2 separate regions of the Homo sapiens genome follow, and region 1 is linked to region 2. A link is a loop called in an ENCODE intact Hi-C map of the cell type or tissue named here. Cell type or tissue: mammary epithelial cell. All regions are shown on one strand. Links, peaks and the distances in the headings refer to the core of each region. The heading gives the core; the rest is flanking DNA. Region 1 holds the start of LOC107984199 (a long non-coding RNA gene). Region 2 has its middle 12 kb from the start of LINC02561.

Region 1 (5,382 bases), core at 85-5,084, 350 kb after region 2:
TGGTTGGGTTCTGGTGAGGGCTGTTGTCCTGGCGTGCAGACAGCCACTTTCTCACTGTGTCCTCCCGTAGCTTTTTCTGTCTGAGACAGAGATCTCTGGTGTCTTTTTCCTTTTGTTATAAGAACACCAGTTTTTTTGAAGAGAACAGTCCCACCTTTATGATTTCCTTTAACCTTACTCACCCCCTTAAAGGCCCTACCTCCAAATATAATCACATTGGAAGTTAGGGCTTCAAAATATGAATTTGGAGGAGGCCTAATTAAGTCTGTAGCAGGCATTCCCAGCAATGCATCAAAAAACAAAAACAACAAAAAAAAAACACGGAAGGTTGGAAAGAGAATGCAGTGAGGAAAGGGTCGGAAAGGGAGGGGCTGTGGCCAGGACGGGTGTCAGAGAGAACTGCCAAAGAGATTCGAAAACCAGGGACCCAGATCATCCTCCGGGCCACTCCCAAATCAAGGGAAGAGGCTGGACGGGTCCAGGGTCGTCTCCTTCTTTTCTGTGTCAGATCTCCTTGATTCTACACTAACTCCAGGCATCTTTCTTCCTGTCCTATCCAGTCCTCACCATAGACTCATTCTGGAAAGCGGGGAGGGATGGCAGGAGAGGGAGCAGAAAGAGAAACTATTACGCTGTAGGTCCCGGAGAACACTGCTCTCCCTGGGTCTGGGAGCTTAGGGACTTTCTGCCACACCCCACGCCTCACAAGACTGAAAGAGTTTCATCAGGGTCTGAGCTCTGGGATTTGGAAACACTCATGGAAAACAGAGCAGAGCCTGAGTTTTGCGGAGAATCCCTGCCTTCTCCTAAAATACTCCTGGAGGAGGCAGCATCAGAATGCATGCTTGAGACGCACCACAGGATCTGCTTCCCCAAATCCTCAAACACACAGGACAGATGCCTCCTGGTCCCCATCATAACCCATCAATCACGCCCCAAAGCCGCCTGAGCCCTCACCTCCCGACTCTCCGAAAGCTGCCAACAATTACTGCTGAGCCAGCAATGCATAATAGTCTCCTTTCTGCCTTCCCGTCTCTTTCTGTCTTTTGTTCCCTGCCTGGAAATCTATATAGCATGAAAGGAGCTGTTGAGGTGTGTGTGGTTTTTTTTTTACCAAGAATCGGAAAATTTGAGTCATCTTTTTACAAAGTTAGACTGCGAAGGTTGTAGTCCTCTCTAAGGATTTAATAATGAAGTGAAGAGACCAGAGGTGACCAGAAACAAGTATGAGAGGAAACGAGAAGCCGTTATTCATGGATTTCCTGCAGTGTGCTCAGCACAGTACTACTCTAGGAGTTGGAGGATTTTTTTTTAAAGTGGTGGTGCTAGGGGCTGAGTGGTGCTACTTACTGTCTATTCTTCTGTTCTTCCTCAGTAAGAGAAACCTTATATTGCTTGGGATGGCACTGTGCCCAAAGTAAAACAAACACATCAAAAAAAAATACACAAGGCTTGCTTGGCTGGCAGACACTCCTTTTGCCAAGCTCTTTCCATTTTCTTCCTGCCTGGAAGATAGACATGATGACCAGAGCTGTAGCAGCCATCTTGGGACCATGAGGGTCCCATGGTCAAAAGATCAAAAAAACTGCAAAAGCTTTGGCTGTGGTATACATGAGGGCTGTCAAACTACAGCCCATGAGTCAAATCTGGCCCACTACTTGTTTTAGTAAATAGTTTTGTTGGAACACAGTCATGCTCATTTATTTGTCTGGAGCTAATTTTGCCCTGTCTATGACAAAGGGGAGTGGTTGTAACCGAGACCACTTGGCCCACAATGCTAAAAATATTGACTATCAGAAAAAAAAAATTATAAACCTCTGCTCTAAACCACAGGCAGTAACTGCCTATCTCCAGACTTATTATGTAAAAAAAAAAAAAAAAAAAAAAAAAAAAAAAAATCCTCTTGTGTTTGACATGAGGTTTCTTGTGTTTAACATAACGTTTCTGTTACTCACAGACTAATAGATATAATACTGTTTACACTCGAGGCACTCAGAGTTTACACAGCTGTGGAAGCAGAACATGGCAACGTTTAGAAAATTAAGAAAAAAGACACATTCCAAATCATCGCCAACCAGCAGAACATAGCCCTACACAACCCCAAGCAGCAATATTCACGGCGTCCTCTAGGTGGAGCTCTGCAGTGCACAGCCTGGGCAGCTGGAGGCAGCAGCCCTGTATCTCTGGCTTCATCCTGCAGCCAATTAATTCAACCAGTATATGGGGATTATCTCTGTGTCAGACACTGTGGAAAGTGAATACAACATGGCCCCTGGTCTTTAGAAGCTTATAGGATAAAAGAAATATACCAAGTAGCCGTATGGTATGGACTAACTTGTGTCCCTCACCCAAATTCATATGTGGACGCCCTACCCCTCAATGTGACTGTATTTGGAGTTGGGGCCTTCGAGGGTGTAATTAAGGTTACATGAGGTCATAAGACTGAGGCCCTAAACCAAATAGGTCTGGTTCCTTATAAGAAGAGGAAGAGACACCCAGGATGCGCACACGCGGAGGAGAGACCGCGTGAAGACACCATGAGAAAGAAGGTGGTTTGTACATCAAGGAGAGAGGCCTCAGGGGAAACCAAACCTGCTGACAGTTTGATCTTGGATTTCCAGCCTCTAGAACTTGGGGAAAATGTATTTCTATTGTTTAAGGCCCCCAATCTGTGGTCTTTTGTTATGGCAGCCATAGCCAAGTAACACACAATTTAAATAGACCACATGGTGGCTCGAGGTCAGTGCTCCAGAGATTCAAATGTCACATAGCAAATAGCATCATTCCAAGGCCTGGAGGATAAAGACATGACAGCCCCTGTGTCCGCTGAGACAACCAACCATTGCTGCTCCACACACCTTCAGCAAGCACTGCTCAGGCTGGGGCACCTGATGCTGAGATCTCCCTTGATAGGTGTTCTATTTGAAGAGAAAAGATTGTGTCCCAGCTATTGAACGCCCACCCAGGCTTCATCCACCTGGGCACCCAGTCCGGTCCAGTCCATCTCTGCACTGGCAGGCACGGCCTGGCTTTCACATTCCTCTCTCACCGCCTCTCCCAACTCCATATCTGGCCTCCAGCTCTGCCAGCTGCCTGTTTACACCACACGCCACAATCTGATCAATTTTCCAGAACATGTGTGTTTCGGTTCATATCATTCCTTGACTGGAGATACAGAGCTCAGATTCCCTTTCTCCATGATGCATTTTTTAAAAACAACGAATTCTCAAGCACTGTTTTCCTCTTGTGTGGCATTCACTCCATTCTGGCTTCTGTTGAGACGATGTTGATAAAGCTGATGCATCTTTTATCCTCTCCTAAATGGGAGGGTCTTAAAGGGAAGCCAAGATCTTTGCATTTCCCTTCCCGAGACTCAGTTCAGAGCCATGTATTAGACATTCAACACGTGCCCATTAAATAATAGATCAATGATAGATCAATAGATGGATGATAGCTCAAGAGACAGATATATTGATTGATTGATGATAGATATATAAACAGATGATCAATGATAGATCAATAGATAATAAACAGATAAATAGATGATTGATGGACAGATAGATAGCCAGTGGCTGACACCTGTAATACCAGCTACTCAGGAGGCTGAGGCAGGAGGATTGCTTGAGTCCAGAAGTTCCAAGCTGTGGTACACTACACAGATCAGGGGTCCACACTAAGTTTGGCATCCATATGGTGACCTCGCAGGATCAAGGGACTGCCAGGTTGCCTAGGGAGGGGTGAACCAGCCCAGATTGGAAATGGAGCAAGTCTAAACACCCATAATGATCAGTAGCGGGATCACTCCCGTGAATAGCCACTGCACTCCAGCCTGGGCAAGATAGTGAGGCCCTGTCTCTAAAAAAAAATTGAAAGATGATAGATAATAGATAATCAATGGATGGATAGATAAATGAATAGATAGATGACTGATGGATGGATAGGTAGATAGAGGGATAATAGATGATAGAGAGAAGGAATAGATGATGATAGATGAGAGAGAAAGAGAGGTAATATTAAAGCCATCATTTCTGGCCTTGCAGGGAACACTCTCTCAGCCGTGTTTCCTGACTGCACTGGGGAGGATTTGGGTCCAAGCTCCTCCTGTAATTTCCTGAGGTCCTGTGAAATGATCCTGCCCTAGGCAGCTGCGTTCCCAGAGGAGTGTCCACCTGGGAGCACGCCACAAGCCCAGAGGAACATTCTGATTTCCTAATGGAACCAGATGTCCCAGTTTGGGCAAAAGGGCCTCCCGGGAAAACAGAGTACTGCCAAGGACTCAGTCTGGCATGTCCCCAGAGGGAGAGAAACTGTCCCCACCCACCACTTACTTGGATGGAATTGCTCCCCGGCATGCAGAGGTATCACTGTGTGAGGTCAGCAACGATGCGTGGAGGCCTGTCTCGAGGCGACCTTCTGGTGGGGAGGACATTCTCTCCGGTTGTATTTTCATTCCACTCAGTGTTTCCGTGCAGAGTGGAGTGAGCGCCCCTCCTTGACCTCATGAAGCTGCTCAAGGGCAAAACTCTACCTGGGACTCGATTTGCTTAGAAACAAAATACGCAAAGGAAACACCAATTCAAGGTAGCCTGTTATTCACGGCCAAGAGAGAGACTTCTCTGACACTTTGGATCTTTCCCTCCATCAATCATTTACTTCAGTGCTTGGAATGTCAGGAGGAAAATAATGAGTCACACCTGGTCTGAGGCAACCAAGTCACTTGTCAGCACAGAGTGCCTGCAATCACAGCACTCGGTGACCAAGGCCCAGATGCTTGGCTGCAGCTGGAGGCATAACAAGAGGTGCCAGAGAGAAAGACCAGTGAGATACTTTACAGCCAAGATCTGCAAAGCACACATCCAGGGACTCCAGCTTAGGAAGCCTGGCTGTGAATGTTTGTTGAATGCAAAGGAACACATCGTTGTAGGCTGGCCTGGGAGCCCAACACAAAATAAGAATCAGTGCCCAGCTGGGCTTTCAGTTTACTTGTTATTAGAAATATTATTGGGCTTTATCAAGTCTTGACAACTCTATTGCCCTGTTTGAAAGTGACACAGAATTAATCCATGGGCTGTCAGATCATCTGAGGAACGGCCTTATAGACCAGGCCAGTTTTAGATTCAGCCTGCTGGATGTGGGAGCCACATGTGGTGGGACAAGCACAGGTTGGGGGCTGGATGTGGGAACTCAGTAGCACCCAGCCTCTTGAGTAATACTGCTCTCATCAATGCTGTATTTAACCAAAACTGCACCTAAATCGTATCTTACCTATATTTCTTGAATACAAGTTTATACTCCATGCTATTTTAGAAGCAGCAAGGGACCCCTCTGACACCAAAGAAGAAGGAAAAAAATCTAACAATTAGACTCTTTGAAGTCAGCTTG
Region 2 (5,382 bases), core at 280-5,279:
AGAGATGAACTAAATGGCTACTATTTGCTATTAGTTCACATACTTAGTTCATATACTCATAAGCATATACTTATGCTTTAAAAACTATACTGAATTTGGTAAAGCTTATTTTGAAAAATAGTTCATATATTTATAAACATCTTTTAATTCCATTTTTCCATGAACTTTTTGAACTCCTCATATTCTCTATATCTTTTTTTAAAAATTTACAAAAATAAAAACTTTTAAAAGTTATAAAAGAAATATTTTCATGTCAGATATAGGAAAAAATACAACAAGGTCACCTAGAATTTTACCAGAACCACGTAGCAACCTCTAATCATTTTGTGTGCTTAATTTTAGTCATTTTTATTATTCTTAAGATGTTAAATAATTTAAAATTAGTATATGTACTGAATAGTATAGATTAGCATATTTTATAAGAATCCTGATTTTGTTCAGTTATTTCTCCCTTCCTCCATATTCAGTTTCTGTGCCCCAGAAGAAGCCAGTTCACACTTTTGTGTCACAAACTTCCTTTCTCTTACATTAATTGGTTTATGAAAGGCACAATATGTTGTTCAAGCCAATGAAACATGAGAAAAAAATTGCTAGAAAACTTCTGTGACCATTATTCTTCTCTCTTTAGAAACAGCTCCAGAAAACCCTCTCTGCTGTGCTGAACATGAATGAGGAGACCTATAGCCCAATTGCCATGAGGAGCCATTCTGAAGCGATCAAACATGGAGCACAGACAAAATATATTCATTTCAAGAGAGTATCTTACAGCTTCTAGAGCAACAAAGACCCAAACTTTCTATAAATGAATCAACTTTAAGCCCGTTTGAATTGAGTTTTCTGTTTCTTGTGGCTTAAAAGCATCCTGAAAAACAGAATAGTATATAATTCTCTGATATACTTTTGATATAATATTATAACATAAGCTTTCCCTTTTTGCTATTAGTCTTCATAATATCCTCTCAAAGATCTCTATGAAGCCATCAGAACTTTAATTAATTCCTCATTTGTGGATATTCAAAATTCTAATCATTTGGTTTTAGAAATTATATATATATGTTAATATATATTATATTACTATATAATATAGATGGGAGTTTTTAACACGTCTTGTCTACAAATATCCCTAGAAATATAAAACTAAGACAGAGTATACATTTTTGAACTGCTTTTTGTATAATTATCAAAATGGTCTACACAAAGCTTTAAACTTAACAATGTCATAAATCATGTTTGATATTTGGCTATATTGGATGTTTCTTTTAAAATCATATGTTTTGATTACGATTTATACACCTCCTCTTTCTCACTCCTTTCCTCTGATCTGGCTTTAGTGCTTACCACTCTGGATCAGGCCCTGCATGGCTTCCCATAACCTCCATGCCACTAAATCCAGCCACTTTTATCTTTCCCTATTGGAGTGTTTGCTCACAGTAGGACCTACCTATGTCTGACTCAAGCCACTTCAATGCTCTTTCTTTGGCTCCCGACACCACAGTCTCCTGGCTGTCTCCACCTGTCTGGCAGCTCCTGTTCAATCTCCTTGCCAGTGCCTCTCTGCCTCACCCTCTCCTGTGAACTTTCCTGCCTGTTCCTTTTCATTCCATGAACTTTCCCTAGGAGAGCTAATCCTTGTCTGTGAGTTGTTACCATCTATACAGCAATAATTTCAAACACTGTGTCTCCACCTCCACCCCCTGAGCTCCAGACCAAAGCGACCACCTCCCAACTCTGCCTCCGCTTGGCTGTCTCATAGGAACTTCACACCCATCCCCAAAGAACTGAAGTCAGGCTCTTCTACTCCACTCAAACTGTTTTTCTCTAGTATTTTCTATTTCTATGAAAGTAGCTGTCATCTACACAGGTGATATAAAGCCAGAAACTTGGAAGCATGATTAAGCAGGAAGTGTGTAAAGAGCAGAAAGTCAGAGAAGGCCCCGGTGGGCTAACGGCTCACCTGGTTGCAGGTGGGCTTGTACTTGAGCCCTGGCTTGTTGAGGATGAGTTCCAGCAGTTTGTGATTGAAATTGGACACCCCGATGGACTTGGTTAAACCTGCTTCTTTGCACTTCTCCAGGGCCTGGGGAGGGAGGAAATGGGTGGTAGACCTTTACTGTAGTTTGTCCATTTCGTTTGTCACTGACTTTTTATAAACCGAAAATCTGATTTATGATATACTACGATTATAATGAATCAAACCGTTTTATCCCTTGAATAAATTAATTTTGAATGCCTTTTCTTGTTCTGCGTACATATTTGTCTCCTTAATTCTATTACATGCACACTGGGGACACCAAATAAACATAAAGCTGCTTTTCCATTTCCTCTTACCTATCCCACTCTCTTCTATGGTACCTATTTTGCTGTTAGGATGCAATAGTTAACAAACTACACCATAGTCAAGGGCAAAAGAAACTCTCAGCTTTTCCTCTAGTAAAGGGTTTGTTGCTACCTCTTTCTACAACGATAAAAATAAATGAATGGTATAGGTGTTGCAAGGGCGGGTTCACTGTCCTGCACCTTCCACCCTCCTGCTGAGTCAGGCCGCAGCTATTCCTCCTCTGTGATGTGTTTCTGTCCCGGGATAAAGCGCTGACTCCTTTTGTGCTTCTCTATGCTGACTCCTCTTTAGGGCTCATGTCCTCAACCTGATCTCAGGGGTAAAGCTGCTTCCATGTCTATGTAGAGCCATAGAAGTTAAAATTAAAAATGGACCGTAGGGGTTATCTCATTCCACTCCCTCACTTCAACGATGAGAACACGGAGGCGCAGAGAAGTTCCACGTCTGAGGTCAAACAACTGCTGGAGCAAAACCCCATCTCTTTTGACCCCTCCTTCTGTGATTCCAACCTCACCACACAGTGCCACCTGGTGTCTGCAGCAGAACATACCTCCCATGTGTCACGAAGATCCACAGTATCAAAAATAATGTTTCCACTGGCATCCTTAGGCAGCAATTCCTCCCCAGGCTGGAAAACAGAGGATAAAGAAGAAGGTTTTCTATGAGAATTCCCTTTCTGGCGCCTAAGGAGCTTAGCCACACCACTTTCAGAAGGCTGTGATTATTAATCTGAACATGCATGCGTGCATGTGTGTGGATGTATGTGCTTGTGTGTCTGCATGTGCAGACGTGTGTATGTGTGTGCATGTGTGTGTGCCTGTGTGCATATGTGTGTGTGCATGAGTGTATGTGTGTGGATATGGATATGTGTGGATGTGCATGTGCGTGTTTGGGGTGAGGGTTGGTAAGAGAAGACATGGGAAAAAAGAAAGATGAGAACAGTCTGAGAGACTGTAGCAAAACACTTTTTCTCCAGTTACCTGCAGGCTCCTTCCTCCATACACCCCCACACTTCACTAAGAATGCCGTCCCTACAGTTGAAATTTATTTCATTTCTGAAGGACAGGCTGGTGTGGAAGACAGCGCTTACCATAACTATTGATCAGTGTGTTTAGCCCCCGTTTATGCTCACCCAACTTGGATAATGAGGACATCAGATGTGCTCAGCCAATGTCCACTGTGATGAGAGGTTGGATCACTGAAGCCCAAAGGAGTCCAGTTGTGCCACATGTGCCATCCCATGTACCTCTCTCTCCTGTGGGCTGAGGGTACATACGGGAGAGACCCTCACCATAAAGAGGTGGAGATTTCACGTTGTATCTCTGTAGTCTGTAGTAACCTAATAGCTCAGAACCTACACTCAGGAACACAAGCACTAAGAAATGCAGGGCAATGCCCTCATGTTTCTAGCATAGAGGAAGTGAGATCATCGAACCTGCATCTCGCTTAAGGCTGGGGGATGAGCACAGACAGAAAATTGCAATGTCATTCGGCTGTGAAGGAGACTCGTGAATGATTTAGCAATTCTATGCAATTCACTCAAACCTACCCCTCTCGGAAAGAACCCAGGAAATCAAGCTGGAATGAGACAATGGAGGTGCTAGTAACAGTGATGAAACTGTTTGGGGCATAAGAAGGAAAAAACAAAAGCTGACCTTCATAGCCAATGGATTGTGGATAATGAAGAGATCGACATAGTCCAGTTGAAGTTTCTTCAGTGACCCTTCCAGGGCTGGGCGAACTAATTCTGGTCTAAAGAAAGTTGTCCAAAGCTGCAGTGAACAAAAGAAATAAAAAGTAGCTTATGATTTCACACACTTGGGGACCAAAATTAAACATAACAGAAATTGACACATGAGTAACAAAACACTGTGGTCTCAAACTAGAAGAACTGGGGCTACATTTGTATTATTCAGGGTAAATTACATCCTTGATGAGATGCTGAGATTTACTTGAATGACTGCAATGTAAGAAAACTGTGAATAAAACTTAGATGGAGCAGGAAAATCAACTTTAATGCATCAAGGGTTAATGGCATCGTCCTCTGAGAGCAGTCGAGAAATGTCAGGACACGGGGAATGGAATCTACTGTCCTGTATAATGAATTCCTCAAAACAATTCTGCTGAGAGATGCATTCTAAAAACAAGTTGTCGTCAGTGTAAACAGGCATAGGCTGTATCGCCAGTAACCAAGGCTTTATTTACATTGGAAGAAAGGTTTTCCACCCTAGGAAAATGTTATAACATTCAGGAAACTCAATGCTGAGTTGAAAAATAAAAAAGTATTTCCCAGTCTGGCTCCCTTTTCTGAATAACATCCCAACCTCACTTGATACGTCCTGAGAACAATTACTGAACAATCAACGGAGTGGCCCCAGAATGCCTTGGGTAATCGTATAACAGTTACTTAAGTATTATCGATCTCATCTCATATATGAATAATACCTGCCGCTCAGAGACATTGAAGAACAGTGTCCCACCTTTCACACATCTCAGAGAAAAGCCTTTTCTATGTTTTCATAACGTGCCTTCACAATATTAGGTAAGAAATACATTGTTCCTATGTTTTGATAATGTGCCTTCACAATATTAGGTAAATACATTGTTCTGAGACCACATTGTTTTTCTAAATAATACATCTGAACTGACGGTGGCCTCTGGCCACTGCACACACAGAAATTTCACCTCAGTGGTGTAGAAAATGTCCTCTCTCTTCACAGGGCCATCAGCAATCTTCTCTCGAATGGCCTTTCCGACCTCCTCCTCGTTTTGGTAGAAGAACGCCGCATCAATGTGACGGAAGCCTGCATCAATAGCCACTTCGGTGGCTTCACCAGCCTTGCTCTTGGGGGTCTATAAAACAGGAGTAAGAGGAGTCAACGATCTGCCTGACTCAGAGAAAATCCATGTATTTCCACAATGGCATTTTCCTTTTTTTTTTTAATCTTTTACTTTGGGTTCAGGGACACATGTGCAGGTTTGTTATATGTGTAAACTGTGTCACAGGGGTTTGGTGTACAGATTGTCACCTGGGTAATAAGCAT

Evidence for each region. Peaks named below come from ENCODE experiments on the same cell type or tissue, not always from the same donor. Only the 100,000 strongest peaks of a DNase experiment are listed, where the experiment ranks them.
Region 1: it touches region 2 in a loop (3-fold over the local background); 4 of 110 quality-filtered maps call a loop at or near these places.

The regions. Positions count from the first base shown.
Region 1 is chr10:5,627,899-5,633,280 of GRCh38, forward strand. It overlaps LOC107984199 (a long non-coding RNA gene), which reads right to left and starts at 5,127. Exons shown (of 2, transcript XR_001747344.2): 1 at 4,329-5,127. It also overlaps the pseudogene RN7SL445P. In mammary epithelial cell, for the core only: a CTCF peak has its summit at 2,128 (motif pointing right); DNase peaks (open chromatin) are centred at 2,123 and 4,673.
Region 2 is chr10:5,280,822-5,286,203 of GRCh38, forward strand. It overlaps the pseudogene AKR1C7P. Among named protein-coding and RNA genes, the nearest start is that of LINC02561, 12 kb to the left of the region's middle. RefSeq lists an enhancer at 3,645-3,939. In mammary epithelial cell, for the core only: a CTCF peak has its summit at 2,868 (motif pointing left); DNase peaks (open chromatin) are centred at 2,600 and 2,810.